Linked DNA regions of Homo sapiens: regions 1 and 2 are each linked to region 3. A link is a loop called in an ENCODE intact Hi-C map of the cell type or tissue named here. Cell type or tissue: K562. All regions are shown on one strand. Links, peaks and the distances in the headings refer to the core of each region. The heading gives the core; the rest is flanking DNA.

Evidence for each region. Peaks named below come from ENCODE experiments on the same cell type or tissue, not always from the same donor. Only the 100,000 strongest peaks of a DNase experiment are listed, where the experiment ranks them.
Region 1: a loop joins it to region 3, with 5 times the contacts of the local background. A loop is called at or near these places in 6 of 110 quality-filtered maps.
Region 2: it touches region 3 in a loop (8-fold over the local background); 4 of 110 quality-filtered maps call a loop at or near these places.

What each region holds. Positions count from the first base shown.
Region 1 is chr14:88,789,957-88,797,492 of GRCh38, forward strand. It overlaps EML5 (EMAP like 5), which reads right to left and starts at 2,997. Exons shown (of 44, transcript NM_183387.3): 1 at 2,351-2,997. The coding sequence starts at 2,547. RefSeq lists silencers at 2,508-2,587, 2,778-3,137. In K562, for the core only: a CTCF peak has its summit at 2,918; a DNase peak (open chromatin) is centred at 2,915; H3K4me3 peaks cover 1,915 bases; H3K27me3 peaks cover 355 bases.
Region 2 is chr14:88,556,519-88,564,054 of GRCh38, forward strand. ZC3H14 (zinc finger CCCH-type containing 14) reads left to right here and starts at 6,519. Exons shown (of 17, transcript NM_024824.5): 1 at 6,519-6,651; 2 at 7,133-7,175. The coding sequence starts at 6,616. LOC124903405 (proline-rich protein 2-like) reads right to left here and starts at 272. Exons shown (of 2, transcript XM_047432047.1): 1 at 245-272. The coding sequence starts at 272. RefSeq lists a silencer at 6,308-7,017. In K562, for the core only: a CTCF peak has its summit at 3,589; no DNase peak of the experiment used is centred there; H3K4me3 peaks cover 168 bases.
Region 3 is chr14:89,009,321-89,016,856 of GRCh38, forward strand. It overlaps LOC124903356 (a long non-coding RNA gene), which reads left to right and starts at 4,075. Exons shown (of 2, transcript XR_007064297.1): 1 at 4,075-4,239. In K562, for the core only: CTCF peaks have their summits at 3,857 and 5,881 (motif pointing left); a DNase peak (open chromatin) is centred at 3,921.

The DNA of each region.
Region 1 (7,536 bases), core at 819-5,818, 220 kb before region 3:
GGTTACAGCAACATTGGTTTTCACTATGCATCACATTTGTGAATATTACATCTTCTGCTGTGGCATAATTTAAAAATTACTAGAGTTGTTTCTATACTCACAAGTCAAACACTGAACTGAAAAAATATTGAGGTTTTAATATTAGCTCAATATATTTCACAAACATGAATGATCTGTCATTACTATTTGAAATAAAATGTCCAGAGCCCTTTCACTGATTCCTAAATTATATTCTCAGTATCATATTAAATTTGTGCCACCAATTTCAAGATGCTGTATGATTCAGATTTTACTCCCTCATTGAAACTTTTCAGGAAACTTATTTTCATTGTTATACATTAAAGATGTGTCATTTGGATAAAATCATAAGCATGTATATTCAACGATGAGAAATTCGAGTATGTTTGTTGTTTTGTATAAGTTGTGCAACTATACCAAAAGAAAGTCAAAGCATTACCTTCCTTACAGTTTACTGAAACACAATTATGAAATTTAAGCGGTGTGACATATAACACAGCTTCTAATTACTGCTAGAAGAACAAGATGTAATTTACCTCACCAAATAAATCATATCTAGTTTCAGAAGACCTTAGTGCTATACTGCTCTCATAACCCCCAAGGAGTAAAAACAATACAAGTGTACCACGAGAAGACCTCAAAATCCTTCACATTTACTCCACCAGCTGAATTCAACCTAACAGACTAAATTATCTGGAGCAGGGCTTCAGTTAAGGCTGCTCCAGCTAGGTAAAGCTACTATGCCTGGTACTTTGGGAGACCTAGCATATGGAAAAGAAGGGAGACTTGAAAGGATTAGGGAAAAAGACAAGACACTGGGGTAAACTCTACTCTTGGGATAACTAAGAAGATAAATAATTACTACGGGTTTACTTTAGTTTTGTTTTTCCATCAGCAATTTGGGCTATTATAATAGGTCTGTAACCCTAATCACCACGATACAGAGTCCCAGCTTGAGAAAAATGAAATGACTTATCAGTTACCTTTTCAAAGTAATACATTAAATACAATCTGAAAAAGCACTCTGGTGTCCAAAAAACAAAAACAAACAAAAAAAACCAACTGAATACAGAGCACCACCTCATTCCTTACTCTGCAATCTCAATTTTGTCTTTTCTTATCTTTACTCCATCTTGCCCTACCTCTGTTTGTCCTAGGCATCCTTTCCCTCTTACATATTATAGATGTACAGAGACGCAAAACAGAAGAACAACTTTATTTGTGGAATTTACATACCAGGGCTTCTTGCCTACAAGACTTCAAACCAAGGTACCGTATTTGAAATGCCCAATTTAAATCCTGTGCAACATACATGAGGGAATAACATTTTGTAACCAAACCCAAATCGTAGAATCTTTGATAAAACCCCAAGAGCACCACACAAACACATTCTCAATTGCTTTTAATATATTTTCCTCTGTAAAGGACAAAAAATGCTGTGCTTGAGGCAATAATCAGTGGCCTAGAATGATTTCTGAAGCTCTTGACTTTACCATAAAAGTTGTACTAAGACACTGATTGAAAATTACATTTCAAATATACCGCTCACTAAAGAAATGTCAACAAGCTCTGGGACCAACTTTGAGTTATTGTCCAAGGAAGACTAAAAATAGCCCCCCAATAGCGATTTAATTTTAAGAAAATACAAAAGTAGCTTATTTAGGAGTATTTTAATGAAGATGAAGAGAACTGGAAATCAGTGAAGTTTTCAGCAGCCTCTTCAGATAAGACCTACCTTAAATTGCCTTCAGGTGTGCACATTTTAACATCCAGTGAATTGCCTGGAGGTTGCCTGGGGTTTCTGCTGATTATAGCAGGCGGTGAAACCTGAACTAATAATTACGGCCAGGAGGTGAGAGCCCTTCAGGACGCCACCCTGGGCGCGCTCCCCGGGAGCAGCCCACCGCTTGCTGTGCTTCCATCAGTCCTTTATTAGGTAAAGGGTTTCCCCCCACCCCGGGTGCTTTAAGAATGCGTTTAATAAGAAATTTCTCACAGGATCTAACGGAATAAAGTGCCACCAAAATAACCTTTTCGCAGTTTTCGTAATTGTGATGGAGTGGGAAAGGGGACAAAGCCGTCAAACCGGGTGCCCGGTGGATCCGCGGACCTGATCTTCCTGCACGGACCCGAGAGAGAGTCCCTAGACGAGGAAGAGGGGAAAGGCATTTGTAGGGTGTTAACTGGTGGACTCGGGACCAGAGAGACAGCTGCGGATTCCCCTCGGGGTGATGCTCCGTGCAGGAGCGGTCACGGCGTCCAGAGGAACCCGCGGGTGCAAACTCCGGGAGCGGCTTGCAGGGTGACGGCGGCGGCCCCCGCTCCCCGGTACCTGATGATGTCGTCGCTGTGGCCCCGGTAGAACTTCTGCCTGTGCTCCCGCGGGCTGTACACCACGCCGACCCCCGCCACGAAGTATACGATCTCCTTGGCCGCAGTGTAGTAGAGGTTGTTGCGGCACTGGTGGCCCCGGTAGCCGTACACCCACTCGAGCCGCAGGTGGCAGCTCGGGGCGCTCCGGGCCGCCATGTCGGGGCGCCCACCCGCCGCTCCCGCTCGGGCCCGCGGCGGCGACGGGAGGCGGCGGCGGCCCGGCAACGAAAGCCCTCCCGCTGGCTGCCGGGACTTCCCGCCAGCCGCGTCCTCTAAGCCGCGCCCGTCAGGTGCATCTCGTTTCGGGGGCCGCCGCCGCCTCAGCCCACAGGCGGGAGGAAAACCCTCGCCTCGCGGAACATGCTGAGGGCCGCGAGCGCCGCCGGCTGTCAAGTGGATGCCCAGAGCCCTTCGCCCGCCTCGGCTCGCCTAGTCTCCTCAGCCCGTAGCGCCTGGGCCGAGAGCGAGGGCCCGCCTCCAGCTCCTCAGCCGCCGCCCGCGCACGCAGCTCCCAGCCCCGGTCACCTGCGGCGCTCGCGCCCCGCCGCGGCTTTGTAGCCACAGCCTGGCGGACCCGCGCCGCGCACCCCGAAACCGAGCGAGCCGAGCCGAGCCGAGCCGAGCGGCGGGCGCGCGGCCTTGCGTGGCCCCGCCCCCTCCCGCGCTCACTCCGCCCCTCCCGGAGCCGAGAAGAGGCTGGAGTTCGCGGGGCCACGGTCTAGTTGCGGAGTCGCTGGGACCGCGTCTCTGCAAGTGCGCGGGCCGGTGAGCCCTCCCTCGTTGAGCTGCTTAAGCCCAGGCGGACCCTCGGCGACCCCGGGCTCCCGCTGCTTTGCGTCCTCAACCGGGAAGCACCTGCCGGTTCCGCACGGTCCCTGCACCCAGCGTAGGCCACGTTTTTGCCTGGGAAAATCCACACCGGGATGCTAAATTCTCTTTTTTACGCTTGATACCTTGTGTGTCTTGCTGCCTTATAGTGCTTTCGGACCCAGACATTGGAATGATGCCGAGCTTCCTAAATGTGCTTTTAAATTATTATTTTTAGAAACAGAGCCTCGCTCTGTCGCCCAGGCTGGAGTGGAGTGGCGCAGTCTCAGCTCACTGTAGCCTCCAACTCCTGGGCTCCAGCGATCCTCCCGCCTCAGTCTCCGGAGTAGTAAGGAGTACAGTTGCGTACCACTATGCCCGGCAAATGTTTTGCTTTGTTTTTAAGTTTATTTTGTAGAGGCGGGGGTCTTGCTGTGTTGCCCAGGCTGGTCTCCACCTCCTGACCTTCAGCAGTTCTTCTGCCTCAGGCCTCCCAAAGCGCTGGGATTACAGGCCCAATCCACTGCTCCTGGTCCTAAGTGTATGTTTTCTTAAGTGACCGCAAAGCTGAAGGTAGACTTTAGATGGTAAACTGACATGTGAGATCTGATTTCCGAATAGCAAAAAAAAAAAAAATTGTACTTCGATTTTTTTAAAAATGACTGGGACATCACCAACAGTTACTCTTAATTAAATAAATTCAATTGTGATCCTGTAGAAAACTCCTGTAATAAAAGTATTGGGAACAATCAATTCCTGACTATGTCATTTCCCCTCCTACTCAGTTGTGTCCTCTTCTCACAGGAATATGAACAAGATTTATCAATACCTCTAAAAATAATTGGAAATCCACAATTTAAAAAGTGTTAAGTTCAGGATGGCCACAAGATTTACAACAAAAAAATACTAATTCAGGATATACCAATATGAACCCTTATTGTCTAAAAATTACTGTTTGATTTCCATAGGAAATACCAAGACAGAAATCTGACAAAAGCTAAAATAAACTACCATCGTTTCAAGAAATATGACTCCAAAAGGGGTTGACTCCTGTGTGGTACAGATATATTGGAATAGATGTTATCCAATGTCTACTTCCTCAAAGATGCCAGTTACTAACTTGAGACAGGATTACCGTTTCGTCTTTGATTATGACTTCTAATCTGCAAGCAGTTTACATGCAGGAAATAAAGGCCATCTGAAAGGAATTTACATAGATGTCATGAAAAGTAAACTCTGAAAGAGTTTCCATTCTGGGCAGAATCTGAAAAAGAGGAATAGCTTTCTGGCAGCTGCTGCAAATAAACAAAGAAATCAGGCCTGAGAAGTGGCTCTAAGGCCCATGTAGGGTACCCTGGGCAAAAGCACACACAGTTTCTCTTTGTCACCAGGAGGGCGTTTTCTGTTTTTTAATAAGAATATGTTCTAATTCACTAGTGAGTTCCTTGAAATCCCCTGGTGAGAAAAAGAAAAATTGTTGATTATTTAAATTCAAGCAGTGAACTTAGAAAACATTAAATATTTGTTGCTATACATTTGTGATATATTAATTACTGGTTACATGTAAATTTTATGAGACGAGATGGAAGAATATAGTTTTTTCTATGTTTCGGATTTTTCAGCACAATATCTTATGGATCCCATGATACACACTTAAGTACTCAGATTAATAAGAGATTTAAGTAATTTATTTTCCCATTATCATATTTTCCATTACGATTTTAATGACCCAAGTGTAGAGTGCGAAGCAAAAACATTCTTAATTAAACCATCCTCAACTGGCGACTCAAGACCAAAAGAGACAGCCGAGGCACAAAGGTGGCTAGAAAATGAACCATTCATGAATACTAGAGGAAGAAAAAAACAAACCTGATCAGTTCTTACCCTCACAACTTTATATAATCCAGTATTACCAATGTCACATCAGAAAGCTTAATGAAGCTTCTATTGCTAGGTGATATTCCATCATCTGTATCCTGTGAAAGTAATGCAAATAAGGATGTGGGAGAAAGAAACAAAAAATTATACACATCAACAAATGGACATTTGTTAAGCATTCCAGACGAAGGCTGCAATACCCCCTGTATTCGTCCGTTCTCATGCTGCTAATAAAGACATACCTGAGACTGGGTAATTTATAAAGAAAAGAGGTTTAATTGACTCACAGTTCCGCATTGCTAAGGAGGCCTCACAATCATGGTGGAAGGCAAAGAGGAGCAAAGTCGCACATGGCAGCAGACAAGAAGAATTTGCGCAGGGGAGCTCCATTTATAAAACCATCAGATCTCATGAGACTTATTCACTACCACTAGAACAGTATGGGGGAAACCACCCCCACGATTCAATTATCCCCACCTGGCACCACCCTTGACATGTGGGGATTATTACAATTCAAGGTGATATTTGGGTGGGATACAGCCAAACCATATCACCCCCTTTGGTAATCTAGTTCCTGAAACTTGAGTTCCTAGTATGGAATTTGAGATATTTGAAATATTTCTAAAATTCAGGCAAATAAATCATGTGCTGGCTACTGATTAGGTACCCTTAGGTTTATAAAGAAATCTAAGGCAAAATGTAGAAAACATAAAAACCAAAATTCCCCAGCCTGGCCAATATGGCAAAACCCCATCTCTACTAAAAATACAAAAAAAAGTAGCCGGGTGTGGTGGTGCAGGCCACCATCTCAGAAAAAAAAAAAAAAAATTCATGCAATTACTTCTAGCTAGCATGGTGGCTCTCACCTCTAATCCCGGCACTTTGGGAGGCCAAGGTGGGTGGTCAGGAGTTTGAGACCAGCCTGGCCAACATGGTGAAACTCCATGTCTAGTAAAAACACAAAAATTTGCCAGGCATGGTGGCGGGCGCCTGTAATCCCAGCTACTCGGGAGGCTGAGACAGGAGAATCGCTTGAATCCGGGAAGTGGAGGTTGCAGTGAGCTGAGATCGCACCACCGCACTCCAGCCTGGGAAACAAAGAGTGAAACTCTGTCTCAAAAAAAAAAAAAGTATATATATATTATATATATATTATATGTTATATATATTATATATATTATATATATATTATATGTTATATATATTATATATATTATATATATATTATATGTTATATATATTATATATATATTATATGTTATATATATTATATATATATTATATGTTATATATATTATATATATATTATATGTTATATATTTTATATATATATTATATGTTATATATATTATATATATATTATATGTTATATATTTTATATATATATTATATGTTATATATATTATATATATTTTATATATATATTATGTTTATATATTATATATATTATATATATTATATGTTATATATATTATATATATTATATCTCTTATATGTTATATATATTATATATATATTATGTTATATATATTATATATATTATGTTATATATAATATATATTATATGTTATATATGTTATACATATTATATGTTATATGTTATATATATTATATATGTTATATGTTATATATTATATATATTATGTATATTATATGTTATATATATTATATATATTATGTATATTATATGTTTTATATATTATATATTATATATATTATATGTTTTATATATTATATATTATATATATTATATGTTATATATATTATATATTATATACATTATATGTTATATATATTATATATTATATATATTATATGTTATATATATTATATATTATATATATTATATGTTATATATATTATATATTATATATATTATATGTTATATATATTATATATTATATATATTATATGTTATATATATTATATATTATATATATATTATATGTTATATATATTATATATTATATGTTATATATATTATATATTATATGTTATATATATTATATATTATATGTTATATATTATATATATTATATGTTATATATATTATATATATAATATGTATATAATATATATAACATATTATATATATATATCTGTAGTCTTACCTTTGATCAGCCTATTGTACATGCAGAGCCTACCACAGTGCCTGGTACTACAATAGCTGTTCCCTACATATTTATCAACCATGAATTAGAAAAGAAAATGTTGTGCACAATCCTATTGTGTTGTGCACAATAGGATTCCTCTTAGTTTTATCTTGAATACTTGAAATCTTTGAAAACTTGGAAGTTTTCTTTCTTTCCTTCTTTTTTTTTTTTTTTTTTTGAGACAGAGTCTTGCTCTGTCACCCAGGCTGGAGTACAGTGGTGTGATCACACTTCACTGCAGCCTCGACCTCCCAGGCTCAATTGATCCTCCTACCTCAGTCTCCCAAGTACCTGAGGCTGCAGGCAT
Region 2 (7,536 bases), core at 819-5,818, 450 kb before region 3:
GGCTTCCTTCTCTTATCACTCTTAATGGACTCCCAAGGTTAAGTTCTTCTGCCTGACCTATAGGGACTTTCCAAACGGGCCTCTCTGACCACCTATATCGCTTTCTGCCCCTGTCAAGCTTTGCCCCTGGCCAGCAGCCCCTCCTGCCCTCTTTCCACTTGTCTAAGCCTTCTGCTTCTCTGCAAGTAAGACTCTGCTTCCAGGATGACTTTCTAGCCACACCATTCCACAGTGATCTCCACACTTGGCAAGAACTGTAAAAGTTGTTTCATGACGGCTTCTTTTATATCTCCTAGGATTCCTAGGACAGTACTGGGCAAAGAGTAGGCACTAAATAAAAACTTGTTAATTGAATCAGGAAGAAAATAAAAGAATTTTAAAAATAGAAAATGACCATAAAACCCAAGAGATGTTAGACAACTGAGTTGAACTTCCTCCCTCACAGTCCACAGATGTCATTTACTGACCAAGTACCTAAGCCCTATTTTCCCTCAGCTATGTTAATTTGGCAGGAACATTCATGGGAAGGCACTTGAATAACACCTTCAAAATATTAGACATAAAATTATTAGCTTGTGTTGCATATCTAAGGAAGTGAGATAATTTATATGGTGCCACCCCCAAAGATACAAAAGGGTGTAAGTAAAAAGTCCCCTTCTCACCCTGCCTGCTAGACACCCAGCTCTTCTCCTGGGAGGTAACCAGTGTTCCCTCATTCCTCTGTATCCTTACAAAGATGTTCTGCAGAGTTACAAGAAACTACATATAAGTATCTTTACCCCCTCTTGTTATCCAGAAGGTGGCATACTTACACATACTTTTACACTGGAAGTTATTTCTTACTAAAATAAATAAAATGTAAAAAGAAAGCCCAGCACATAAAATGATGAAAGACAAAAAGATGAAAGAAGGCTGGGTGCAGTAGCTTATGCCTGTAATTCCAGCACTTTGGGAAGCCTAGGAGGGCAGATCAGCTGAGGTCAGGATTTCGAGATCAGCCTAGCCAACATGAAGAAACCCCGTCTCTACTAAAAATACAAAAATTAGCTGGGCGTGGTAGAGCATGCCTGTAGTCCCAGCTACTGGGGAGGTTGAGGCATGAGAATCGCTTGAGCCCAGGAGGCACAGGTTGTGGCGAGCCAAGATCACGCCACTGCACTCCAGACTGTGTGACAGAGCAAGACTCTGTCTCAAAAAAAAAAAAAAAAAAGGAAAGGAAATTGTGGTTTGGTGGGTGCACTGACTAGTGTTTTCTTAGAAGTTCAAAAGTTAATCTGTTTTGATAGCATGGTGAATACCCACCGTATAAATTATCATCATCTGCAAAAATCCAAATTGAATGAATGCCCTGCCACGCAAAGATAATGATTCCTGTCTGGGCGCGGTGGCTCACGCCTGTAATCCCAGCACTTTGGGAGGCCGAGGCGGGTGGATCACGAGGTCAGGAGTTCGGAACCAGCCTGGCCAATATGGTGAAACCCCGTCTCTACTAAAAAAATACAAAAATTACGCCCGGCACGGTGACTCACGCCTGTAATTCCAGCACTTTGAGAGGTCAAGGTGGGCAGATCACAAGGTCAGGAGATTGAGACCATGCTGGCTAACACGGTGAAACCCCATCTCTACTAAAAATATAAAAAATTAGCCAGGCATGGTGGTGGGCACCTGTAGTCCCAGCTACTTGGGAGGCTGAGGCAAGAGAATGGCGTGAACCCGGGAGGCGGAGCTTGCAGTGAGCCGAGATCGCATAACTGCACTCCAGCCTGGGCGACAGAGCGAGACTCCGTCTCAAAAAAAAAATTAGCCGGGCAGGTGGCACACGCCTGTAGTCCCAGCTACTCAGGAGGCTGAGGCAGGAGAATCGCTTGAACCCAGTAGGCGGAGATTGCAGTGAGCCGAGATCGCACCACTGCACTCCAGCGTGGGTGATAGAGTGAGACGCTGTCTCAAAAAAAAAAAAAAAAGATGATCCCTGAGGAAGGGGACAGTGAGGGCTAGAACTAGAAATGTGTGGCCAGGCGCGGTGGCTCACGCCTGTAATCCCAGCACTTTGGGAGGCCGAGGCGGGCGGATCACGAGGTCAGGAGTTCGAGACCAGCCTGGCCAACGTGATGAAACCCTGTCTCTACTAAAAATACAAAATTTAGCCGGGTGTGGTGGAGGGCGCCTGTAGTCCCAGCTACTTGGGAGGCTGAGGCAGGAGAATCGCTTGAACCCGGGAGATGGAGGTTGCAGTGTGCCGAGATCGCGCCATTGCACTCCAGCCTGGGGGACAAGCGCCAGACTCCGTCTCAAAAAAAAAAAAAAAAAAAAATAGAAATGTGAAGTCTTCGGTCTCTGAATCTGCACCTTAAGTTCTGCCTACCACACTCAATACTGTGTCACATGCAACACCTTTTCAGTTGCAAAAGAGCAACCATTTTATGGATAGATTCCCCTGGACATCAGAGAAATGATTATCTTGGCAGTGTGTTTGTTGAAATGGAGAAGCATGTCTGCCTCAGTAGCAAGTGACTGCTGTGACTGTAATTCCCAACACTTAGGGCTTTTGATCCAAGTATGTCTATGCCATGTGATAATCACTATTGGAAAACACTTGTCCATTCAGCCCACATATATTTAGAAGCCAGGTGCTGCAAGGAGAAAGGTAAATAGATGCATACCCCTGTCCTCAAAGACTCACCATGTGAACAACAGATGAATATGTAATTGTAGTAGGTGAGGAAATTTATACATGGTTATACTTTATAGTCTGAATGGACTGGTAATGTCTCGTTAATCACTGTGATCAGCTTCTGCTTGAGTCTGGAAAAGCAGACTCAAAAGGCTGACAAAAAAAGGTTGACTGAGTACTCAAAGAAAAGCAAAGCTTTGGGCCTGGCACGGTGGCTCACACCCAGCACTTTGGGAGGTCGAGGTAGGCGGATCATGAGGTCAAGAGAGCAAGGCCATCCTGGCCAACGTGGTGAAACCCTGTCTTTACTAAAAATACAAAAATTAGCTGGGTGTGGTGGCACGCGCCTGTAGTCCCAGCCACTCGGGAGGCTGAGGCAGAAGAATCCTTTGAACCCAGGAGATGGAGGTTGCAGTGAGCTGAAATCACGCCACTGCACTCCAGCCTGGCGACAGAGTGAGACTCCATCTCAAAAAAAAAAAAAAAAAAAGAAAGAAAAGCTTTTCAAGCAGGAAGACACCCCCACTCCCACCCCACCTTCCCCCATCCCCTAGTGCTTCTACACACTCACACACGCACACACGTGCAAAGGATGTGCAACATCCAGCTGAAATACAACCTGAGAAGAGATTGCAGACGTGGTTGGGGGGCAATGTTAGAAGACTCATGGCTCCATGGAGATGGGGTTGGTACTCAGCCCTTCTGACTTCAAAGCCAATGCTCTTTTCAGTCATCTTCTCTTTTTGGAAGACAGCCCAGAGCCCTCTTAGCTGGCACTTTGGGTTTGTTGAAATCTGGTCTTCACACTGTCCCCTAGAGGAAAACATGTTGTTTCCCCTAAATCAGAGAACATTTCCAAGCTGGGAAAAAAAAAAAAATACTGTCCAGTATAGTCTTTTTCAAGCCTAGCACTCCTACTCCCTCTAATGGCTTCTCTTAGGGCATTATCATGAACATCTTCTTCGAGATGTGATGTAGTTTGTGAAGCTGCAGTTTACAGGGAAGTGCCTGGAACTGCACTGGAACACCAAATGAACCATTGGTTTAGTGGGTTTGCCCCTCCTGTGATCGAGACATCATAACATCTTAGATCTAAATGTGGGAGGTCTCAAGCAGCCTTTCAGTCTCTTTTCCACAGTTGTCCTAAAAGTTAGCTCATGGTCCTAAAAGTTAACGCTTTCTTGAATATATTTTAATAAGTTTCCCTACTCTGAATATGTTTTAATGAAAACATTACTTTTTATTAAATGTTATTCTCAATATTATGTTAATATTGACTGAGAATTGGGTACCCAGTAATGGTAAAACATGTTTTTGTTCTTAGTTCTGAAATGGCTGGTAAAGGAATAAAAGTAATTCATCTGTCTTTTGTATTGTGAGTGTCATGAAAGCAGGGAGTTGGTCTTGCTCCTCTTTGTGCTCTGGCTCCTACCACTGTATCCCAGTGCAGGTACTTAATTTTTAATCAGCAAGCATAGTACTGCTATAAGCCAGGCACAGTTCAATATACTTCACAAATATTAACTTATTTCATCCTTATAGTAACCCTTTGCAGGTGAAACTAGTATACCTATATCACAGATAAGGAAACTGAGGCACAGAGATGAGAAGCAATTTGCCGAAGGTCTCAGAGGGAGTGGCAGAGCCAGGATTCAGACCCAGACGGTCTGGCTGCAGTGCCCTTGTTCTGTGTCATTCTGCTCTGCTGCCTGTCATCAATGCTGAATGAGTGTATGATCACTGGATTTATCCTTGAGGAATGCTTTTGTAAATTAGGTCTTTAATTTCTTTTACCCTATTAATATTTAATGAGTGCTTACTATGTGTCCAGCATCCTGAAAGGTTGGAGAAATATAAAGCCCTACAGAGAGTTTATAATTTTGTTAGGGAAGACACACACACACACACGAAATAACATTGCACAGAATATATTATTATACTAATAGCTTCCATATAGATGCCATAGGAATTCACAAGAAAGGATTATATGAGATTATTAAAGGACCACGTGACAGACCCTAGGTAGCCCCACAACTCCTGCTTCTGCTGTCCCCACAACCCACTCCTGACCCCTAGTGTGGATTGCTTAGGTAATAAACATGGCAAAAATAAGAGGTTTGGCAGATGTAATTGAGGTCGTGAATCAGCTGATTTTGGGGTCAGGTCCTGGGTGGGCCTAACTTAATTAAATGAAAGCCCTTGGCTGGTCTCAAACTTCTGGTCTCAAGTGATCCTCCCACCTCTACTTCACTGAGCTGAAATTACAGGCATGAGCCACTGTGCCTGGCTTTTACTGGCGTAAGTGAACAGACATGTTAGTGAACCCTTTGGCAAAGAACTGTGGGCAGCCTCTAGGACTTGAGAGTGGCTTCCAGATGATAGCCAGAAAAAAATCTGGGTCCTTACTCATAAAGCCACAAGGAAATGAATTATTTTTTTTTTTCCTGAGACAGGGTCTCACTCTCTCATCAAGGCTGTAGTGGCATGATCTTGGCTCACTGCAACCTCTGCCTCCCAGGCTCAAGCAATCCTCCCCTCTCGGCTTCCCAACTAGCTGAGACTAGAAGTGCATGCCACCACGCCCAGCTAATTTTTTGTACTTTTGAAGAGACATGTTTTTGCCATGTTGCCCAGGCTGGTCACGAACTCCTGGTCTCAAGTGATCCGCCAGCCTAAGCCTCCCAAACTGCTGGGATTACAGGCATGAGCCACCGCACTCAGCCAGAAATGAATTCTTGCTAACAACCTGAATGAGCCTGAACATAGATTCCTCCTCAGTCAAGCCTCCAGATGAGAATACAGCCTGCCTGACACGATTGTAGCCTTGTGAGACCCTGAGCAGAGGACCCAGTGAGGTTGACCCACGGAAACCATGAGATGATAAACGTTTGTGTTTTAAGCTGCTAAATTTGTGGTCATCTGTTATGCAGCAATGGATAACAGAGACCACTCTCAGGAATTAGTGGATATGAGGGAGAAAGGAGACCTCTCTGTGCTTCCTCTGTTTCCCAGGTTTTGTGATCAGGGATAGGGAGAATTCGGCTATTGATACAAATAGGGGAATCAACAGTAGTAACCTATTGAGTGGAGGAAGGGGAGATGAAGGCGACTTCTGTCTAAGCGCTGAGTTGGGAGAAAATAAGAGTAGTTACTTAGAATTTGGGAGTGGGGTTTGTGTGAGAATTCAAGGCTGATGGAAAATTCGGTCATTATCAGCACAGAGTTGACAACTTAAGTCCTAAGAACAAAAGTGTTGTCCCACGGAGGGTGTTCAGAGAAGCAGGAGGATGGGATTCGTCTCGGGGAGAGGCCACGGGTGGCCCTGGAAGAAGGAAGGCAGAACCAAACCCAGGAGGGCCAGTGTACTGCAGAGTCAAAGAGTTGACGGATTGGCTCTGTTGCTCTGGATAGTCCATTTTCCCTTCAAGGGTAATTGCAGTGCAACCTCTAATGGGCAGACTCCATTTTACAGGTAAGAAAAGTTGAAATACCTGGACCGATACCATACTGACAGTAAGTGAGGGCTGGATTTGAACTCGCGTCTCATATCACAGCCCAAGATCTTTCTGCTACACATTTAATTCATTCTTACCATCCAAGAGAGAATAAAATGAATAAGCGGAGGGCCAGCAGAGAGACTAACGAAAGGTCCCCGAGGTGCCCGGGAGGCGGAGCTGCAAGACCACCCGCACGCGCACGCCGCCGCCCTCCTTGCCTGAGCACAGGTTTCGCGGGTAGAAGGCGTGCGCAGGCGCGGACACGGGCGCATGCGCGTTCACTCCGGCGCGCAGTGCCGGCCGGGGCGGGGATACGCCGTGTGCGCGGCCGGGGGCGGAACGGAGGAGGAGGCGGTGGTGTCCCGGCTGCGGGGTAGGAGTCCGCGGCAGCCTCCGGGTAAGCCAAGCGCCGCGCAGTGCTGAGTTCCCGCACGCCGCAGAGCCATGGAGATCGGCACCGAGATCAGCCGCAAGATCCGGGTGAGGCCCGTGCCGGTCGGGGGTGGGAAGCCAGGTCTCGGCGAGCGGGCGGTTGTCAGGAGTAACGGGGACTGTGGGCCCGGGTGGACGCCGCGGCCTGGCCTCCGCTGGACGCTCCTGGCGGGCTGCGGCTCCTCCTCGTCCAGGCCGCCTCGGCCCTGGGGACATTTGCGGCCTCGGAGCGTGGCTGCGGCTGAAGTAGCCGCCGGGAAATGGAAGGACAGGCGCAGGCCCGGCTGGAGCCACCACCGCGGCGCACGGCGCCGCTTTGGATCCGCTGCGGGAGGTGGGCGCCGCGGGGCTGGGGCTGGAGCTGGAGTGGGGTGCGGGGTGGGGGGCGGTGCAGGCGAGGCTCCTCCCAGCCCCCGCCCGGGGGATCCGAGGTGCGCGCACCAGCAAAGTGGCCTCAGCCGCTGCAGAGTCCGGTCTTGTTTTCCTAGAGCCGCCTTTCTCACATGCACGTTTGCTCTTTTTCTCTCAGAGTGCCATTAAGGGGAAATTACAAGAATTAGGAGCTTATGTTGGTAAGTGTTTTTTTGGTTGTTAGTCTTACAGAATTTAGAGTTTGCAGCTAATAGAATTTTAGTGAATGCGTATTTCTCACCGTACTTTGGACATTGGGAGAGACTCCCTTCTACCTTCTTCAAATCTTATACTCCCTGGTTACTTCTTTATCATCTTTTTGCAACCTTGTTTTTTTTCTCCCAAACCTCCTTCTGTTATGGTGTTTTGAAATTTAGTTTCCTCCGTTAAGGCTCTGTTTGACCGAATTTTATTTTATGTTTTTCCTATTCTCTCTCTCTCTCATTTTAAATTCTAGGGACGGGTCTCGCTACGTTGCCCAGGCTGGTCTTAACTCCTGGGCTCAAGCAATTATCTGACCTT
Region 3 (7,536 bases), core at 1,427-6,426:
TTCTTACAGTTCAGCCTCCTGAATAGCTGAGATTACAGGCGTCTGCCACCACATCCAGCTAAATTTTGTACTTTTAGTAGAGATGGGGTTTCACCATGTTGGTCAGGCTGGTCTTGAACTCCTGACCTCAGGTGATCCACCCCCCTCAACCTCCTAAAGTGCTGGGATTACAGGCATGAGCCACCGTGCCCAGCCTGAGATCAGGTGTAATGTTTATTCAATACTCTGGTTGCATGAGCATTAGCTTATTCAGCCCTCACTTTTCATAAGACTTAGCTTCCTAGCAGTGTTTAGGAAAAACCTTTCTGGTCATGATATGGGTATGCTGAGGAGAAAAGGTCTTCCTTGAATAAATGGACTTTTTTTTAACCACTGAATAAAATTGAACTTGTTTATTTATCACAGGATTGCTCAGAGCCTTTAATATACCAATGTGCATTTTTGACCTAGAAGAGGAAGACTTCTTAGAGAGCACTTCTCATGCTCATTTGATTGCATGTGTTCTTAGAGTGTATTTAGGAGCTTCAATGAAGGGTTTAGAAAATGCTCCCCTGTAACACAGCAATAGCATCTGTATTTGGTAGATGAAGAATGTCTTGGCTGCATCTTTTATGCTGAAAAGAGTAGAGACAGGCCCAGGTCACCTTAGGAGATGATGACTTATTAAAAGGATAAACATGGAAATAAGGAAGTCAAGATTCTCAAGCAGAGGGGTCAGGCCCCAAAGGACTAGAACAAAATTTGGTAATTGAAAAGTCATTCAAAAGACAACACAGCTCTTTGGCAATGATTTATTGGATATGACACCAAAAGCACAGGAAACAAAAGAAAATAATAAATTGGATTACATCAAAATTTAAAACTTCTGTGCATCAAAGGACACAATCAAGAGTGTAAAGGCAACCATAGGATGGGAGAAAATATTTGCAAATCACATATACAATAAGAGATTAATATGTAGAATATACAAAAAACTCCTATAACTCAACAACAAAAAAAGCAATCAATCCTAATTTTAAAATGAGCAAAAGATTTGAACAGACATTTCTTCAAAAGATATACAAATGGCCAATAAGTGTATGAAACAATACCCTTTCATGATCCAATCAGCCCAGGCCAGAGTGGTACTATCATATGGTAGACAGGATAGCTGAGAAAGGTACTATGACAGACATGGCTAGTTGTCTGACAAGGGTGCCATGACAATTCACTAGGGGAAAGATTAGGCCATTCAAAAAACAGTGCCAGGACAACTGGATATCCACATGCAAAAGAATGAAGTTGACCCTATACCTCATGCCTCATATAAAAATTAACTCAAAATAGATAATAGACTCAAACATAAGGGCTACAAATCTTCTACCTGAAAACAAAGGTATAAATATCTACGATCTTGGGTTAGACAATGGTTTCTTAGATATGATATTAAAATCACAAGTAACAAAAATAAATAGACCAATTGGATATCATCAAAATAAAAAATATTTGTGCCTAAAGGGACAACCATGAAGAAAGTGAAAACACAACCCAGAAAATGGGAGAAAATAACTGCAAATCATATTTCTGGTAAGGAAACTGTACTCAGAATATATATTTGAAAAAACTCTTACAACTTAATAATAAAAACATTAACAACCCAATTTAAAATGGGCAAGACATTTGTCCAAAGAAGATATACAAATGGTCAAAAAGTCTCCACATCATTAGTCATCAGGGAAATGAAAAAAAAAAAACTACAATGAGATTCTACTTCACGTCCACTATAATGAAAAGGACAGATTATAATACATGTTGGCAAGGACACGGAGAAATTAGAACACTCATACACTGCTAGAGGGAATGTAAAATGGTATAGCCCTTTTGGAAAAGTCTGTCAGTTCTTCAAAAGGTTAAACATAGAGTTACCATATGATCCAGCCATTCTACTCCTAGTTATATAACCAAGAGAAATAAAAACATTTCCACACAAAAAGTTGTGCACAAATGCTCATCGCAGCATTATTCACAATACCCCAGAAGGAGAAACAACCCAAATGTCCATCAACTTATAAATGAATAAACAACTATGGCATATCCATACAATGGTATATTATTTGACAATATGAAGGAGCGAAGTACTTATGACACATGCTACACCAGGCATGAACTTTGAAGAGATCATGCAAAGTGAAAAGAGCCAGTCACGAAGGACCATATATTGCACAATCCTAGTTATGTGAAACGTCCAGAGCAGGCAAATCTATAGAGACACAAAGTAGGTTAGTGGTTGCCTACGGCTGTAGGGAATGGAGAGATGAAAGGGAAGGACAAGGGGGTGGGAATGCCTAAGGAGTCCACAGGTTTCTTTTTAGGATAATGAAAAATGTTATAAAGTTTATTGGGTAACAGATGCACAAACATGTGAATATACTAAAGGTCACTGAATTGTACACTTCAAATGAGATGAGTGAATTGTATGGTATGTGAATTACACCTCAATAAAACTTTTTAAAAATGGTTTTTTTCTATATAATATTAATTCTCTTCTTCCCGAACAACCCAAAACTCATTTGATTCAAGACACTCCGCTAAAGAACTACATTTCCCAGCCTCCCTAGCTAAGTATAGCCACATTACAACTTCCGGCCAATAAAATGCAAGCAGATATTTTTTGTGGGACATCCAAGAAGGCTGCTTAAAGGGAATCAACTGAATGATACTTATTCTTTAGTCCTCTTTTATTTTCTCCTGCAGCTGGCCTAGAACTCAAATATGACGACTAGCAGTTATTTGGGGTCGTGAGTTGACCTTGAGGGTGAAGATCACATGCCGAGAAAGACAGAAGGAAAATTAAGAGCTTGGGTCCCTGATAATCCCATGGAAACACACCCTATCTATCAGCCTTGGATTGCTCACCTCTAGACTTCTTTTGTGTGAATGAGAAACAACCTCCTATCTTGTTGGTTCTCCTCTTTTATGGAACAGATCCTAATCTTAGCTGACAGCCTAATCCTAATTACCCAAGGTTACTAGTACACAGTAGAGCCGATACCCAAAGCCGTTTCCCTTCCTCCTCCAATATGCCGGCATTTCTGTAGATCGAATGACCTGAGGTTCAGAGGTGAAGAAATCATTCTGTGAAGACAAGACTGCCTGAAATAAAAAGCTGCTATGGGAGATAACACGGGAAGGACAGAGTGGGAACAGATTGCAGAGACTGAGACGTTGAGGAGGTGATACTTTATCCTGCAGGTAAAAAGCCGTAGAATACCAGGATGAAAGGAATGTGTGGTAAAGATTAACCTGTACACATACTACACTAAGTGGTTAGATTAAGGCAAACTAAATTTGCCCAGTGGGAGAAGAGAGAACAAATATAGTAATGAGCTTACACATTAACTGTTGCAGCCACATAGATTAAATCACAACAAACCATCCTCGAATCAACTCAGGGAATCCTCAGAAAAGCAAATGAGAGCAAAACACACTTATTTACGCAAATGTGGAGAGAAGGAGGATTTTTTTTTTTCCAAATTTGGCAAAATACTCCTTTTTTCAAGCCCGTCACCATCCCTGCCACATGGGATGCCCTAGGACACATTCATTATACCACAGGTTTCCGGCTGACTCTGCAGGTCTCAGAAGTCTAGATTGCCTTCAGAAACCCGCCCGTATGGGCTGGCTATCTGAAAGTTCGATTTTTTTTTTCTATTATCACTTTTTTTTCTCAAGGGCTTCAAAACCCATCTTTTAGTAGCTGATCAGGTTCCTACAACTTTTCTGTAAAGTTCAGGGGGAGGTGGGGAATTGATCTGAAATATTTTCAATTTTCTTGTGTGTGGAGGATGTCTGTTTCCTTGGTCGGCTGGCGCCCTCTGTCCTTGGGGAAATGCACTTCCCCTATTTCACGTGGTGCTGGTGGGACTGCCAATCACAGCGCCTTCTTCAGCCTCCTGGTCACATGAATGGGACCTGGCCAATCACAAAACTCCATTCTCCGACCTCCAATGATTGAGAAGACCGCAGGACCAAAGCAGGACCAATCAGAGCCTTCCATGGATGCTAGGCTAATAGGAACCCTGAGAAGGAGGTTATGTTCTTTCTCCAGGATGGTGGATTATTAGGGTCATGGAGCCTGACGCTGCCAGAACTTTTTTTCCCACCTCATGGAAAGAAGAACTTCCTGGAAGGAAGGCAGGACTGAGAGTTGGAATGAAAATGACAGAGCCCTGTCCACACCGTTAAAGTACTCAAATCCAGGTAGGACTGCAAGCAGTTCAACTCTTGGACTTTTAAGTTATATGAACTGAAAAAGAAATTAATTAGATTTCTGTCACTTGCAGCTGCAACAGTTCTGATGAATAATACAAAGTCCAGACAAAACAGGGTATCAAGGCACATCTGTCCAAGCAACTCAACAGGTCTTTATCTCAACATTTTCAAAAGGGAATGTCAGGTCAACCCAGGGTTCTGGAAATATTTGGGGAAAGGTAAATAATATACATAGAAAGTGGCTTGGGTTTTCTGGCTCCGTCATTCTTGCTAGCTACCTAGGATCAGAGTGATTGCAAAAATCAGATTCTGGCCCATGTGGGGTGCAAACTAGGTCTCTGGCATCATGTAACTGAGCTAATTTTGAAGCATAGGCTTTCCTCAATTCTTAAAATAAAAAGCCCCCCACATTGTGTCAATCATGTAGCCAATTAAGAGACCTAGAAATGACAAACCACCGCATTGTCAAGGTAGATTAAAGACACAGAAGACGTTTCTGATGGTTGGGATAATTAGACTGTCATCGTGCTGCATGGCCCGATCTGCTTGCCAGAGAGGGGGATGTGGAGGAGCCCAGGATTATTTTAACAGGTGGTTTAGGGAGCTAACTCCCCTGAACGCTCACCTGCTTGGCCCAGAGCAGGGATTGAAATACCAAAACCAGGAGACTGGGAGCGAGGTGTGTTTCTGTGCATGCCTATGTGTTTTTATTCCTGATGTATAAATACAGCCAAGGTGTACTGTAATCAAGCAGCCCCCATCTGTTTGCAAAATACAGCCACCTTCCACAGTTCATCTGCCCCAAGGGCTTTATTTGAGATGGAGTTTATTTGCCCAGCAATTTACTTCCTTTCCTTTCCTCTGGGAGCCCTCACGACCCCATTTAAACCTTTGAATGCACGTATCAAATTTCAGATTTGATTCCTCCCAACTCACACCTCTTCCCAGCCAGTCCACATAAATCCTCACGAACGGTGATTACCTTCCTTGCCCCAGAGACCTAGAGAACTCCAGTTGAACAAGATTATTCAGCTCCCAAAGACTAAATAGAGGAACTATCCCTAATTTACAGACAGTTAGTACCTCTCGTCCACATCCTCCTTGGGGGGAAGTGGGTCTGTATTGCTTTGCTGCAGGAAGTCACAAATCTAGTGCTAAAAAAAATCCATATTTATATACACATGAGGGCCCCAAAGGCAAAAATCTATAAGAGGTACTAGACTGCCAGAAACACAGCGGGATGAAGAAAGTGTTATTTGTTGTTATCTTCTCAAGGAGATCTGTGTGTGTTGCAGGAATAGTTTAATACACTGCTTGCAATCCATGGTAGCTTAAGCCACTTTCCCAAGAGTATGGGTCCAAAAAGCAGAAAGGCTTTTATCTTGCTGGGTGTTGGACACAGGGCCGGGGCCTCAAGGGAATTGCTTTAGATGATTGAGGCAGTTTGGGTGGGGACTGCAGACAACAGTCTTCCTCCCACCTATCCTTTTGTGTTTGTACCTATTGCTGCCATAACAAATTATCACAAACTTGGTGGCTTAAAACAACAGAAATGTATCCTTTTAAAGCTCTAGAGGCCAGAAATCCAAAACATTCCTACTGGGCTAAGATCAAGGTGTGAGTTTTGCAGAGCTGTGCTCCCTCTGGAGGTCCTAGGGGAGAATCTTTTTCTATATCTTTCCAACTTCTTGAGCAGCATTCCTTGGCTCATGGCCCCTTTTACCACCTTCAAAGCCAGCAATGTGACATCTTCTCTCTCCGATTCCTTCCTTTTGCCCTCATCACATGGCTTTTTCCTCTTCTGTCAGTAGTCACATCTCCCTCTGTCTGCCTCTTATGTGGACACTAGTGATTACATTGGGCCTACTCAAATAATTTCCCCATCTCAAAATTCCCAATTTATTCACATCTGCAAAAACCCTTAGTTTATGTAATGTAACATTGAGAGGTTCCAGAGTTTAGGATCTGGTATCTTTGGAGGTCACTATTCAGCGAATGATGCTTCCTGTTAGGGGTTGAAGAGTTATTTCCCACTTATTGATTAGGGGAAGCAGTCACTCTCAGTCTGGTGGTAGGAGTTCAAATTGATGCCGGACAACTTGGCAGTCTCTATCAAGAGTAAAATATATTTTCTCTTGCATTCAGCAGTTTCTTCTAGGAATTCATCGATTCAGCTTCTAAGAATTCATCATGGAGATGTTTTTGAAAATGGATGTGTAAGGATTTTTTTTCTAGGGTTGTTATAACAGCCCAATTTTCTAAACAAACTGCATGGCCCCAGCTATGAGGGCTGGTTGGACAAATTAAGGAACATCCATATCATAAAATGCTGTGCAATTATAGAAGAGAATGAGATAGATCTGTGTAAGTTAATGTGGAAGCCTTTAAGATAAGGGAATAAAATAAGGTCATAGACAGTATGCAGAGTAATTCTCATGTGTGTAAACAAGAGGAGTGTGTGTGTGTGTGTGTGTGTGTGTGTGTGTGTGTGTGTATTTGTATAGACCTACAATATTCCTGGAGACAGAGGACAAGTTGTTCCCTCTGTGGAGGGTGACTAGGAAGATGGAGGTATGGAATACAAGTGGTTTTAAGTTTTTACAGTGGGTATTTATTACTTTTAAAAGCAGTTAATGAAAAAAGAGAGCAAACATTGGTTTGAAAGAGCTCGTTTTCAAGAAGCGACTTTTATTAGCCTTTCCAAGGCACCCATAATTTCTGGTCTTATCTCCCCAACTCCTCAACCCTCATCACCAAGACTGAGGTCTTTCCGGCTGGGCGCAGTGGCTCACACCTGTAATCCCAGCACTCTGGGAGGCCAAGGCAGGTAGATCACGAGGTCAGAAGATCGAGACCATCCTGGCTAACATGGTGAAACCCCCGTCTCTACTAAAAATACAAAAAAAAACAGCTGGGCGTAGTGGCGGGCGCCTGTAGTCCCAGCTACTTGGGAGGCTAAGGCAGGAGAATGGCATGAACCCAGGAGGTGGAGCTTGCAGTAAGCCAAGATCGTGGTACTGCACTCCAGTCTGGGCAACAGAGTGAGACTCCATCTGAAATAAATAAAAAAAAAACACAAACAAAGAACAGACTGAGGTCTTTCCTACAATCCCACAAGATCACAGTACCTTTCTCCTTGGAGGCTCCCACAGGTATCCTTTGAAGCCAGATTGATTTCTGCAGGTTACAAATGGGAATTTGCAGGGGACATTTACAGTGGGGGGAAAATATTAATAATTTTCTCCGATCATAAACCAAGACTGGGAGAGGGGTAGCAGGAAAAGA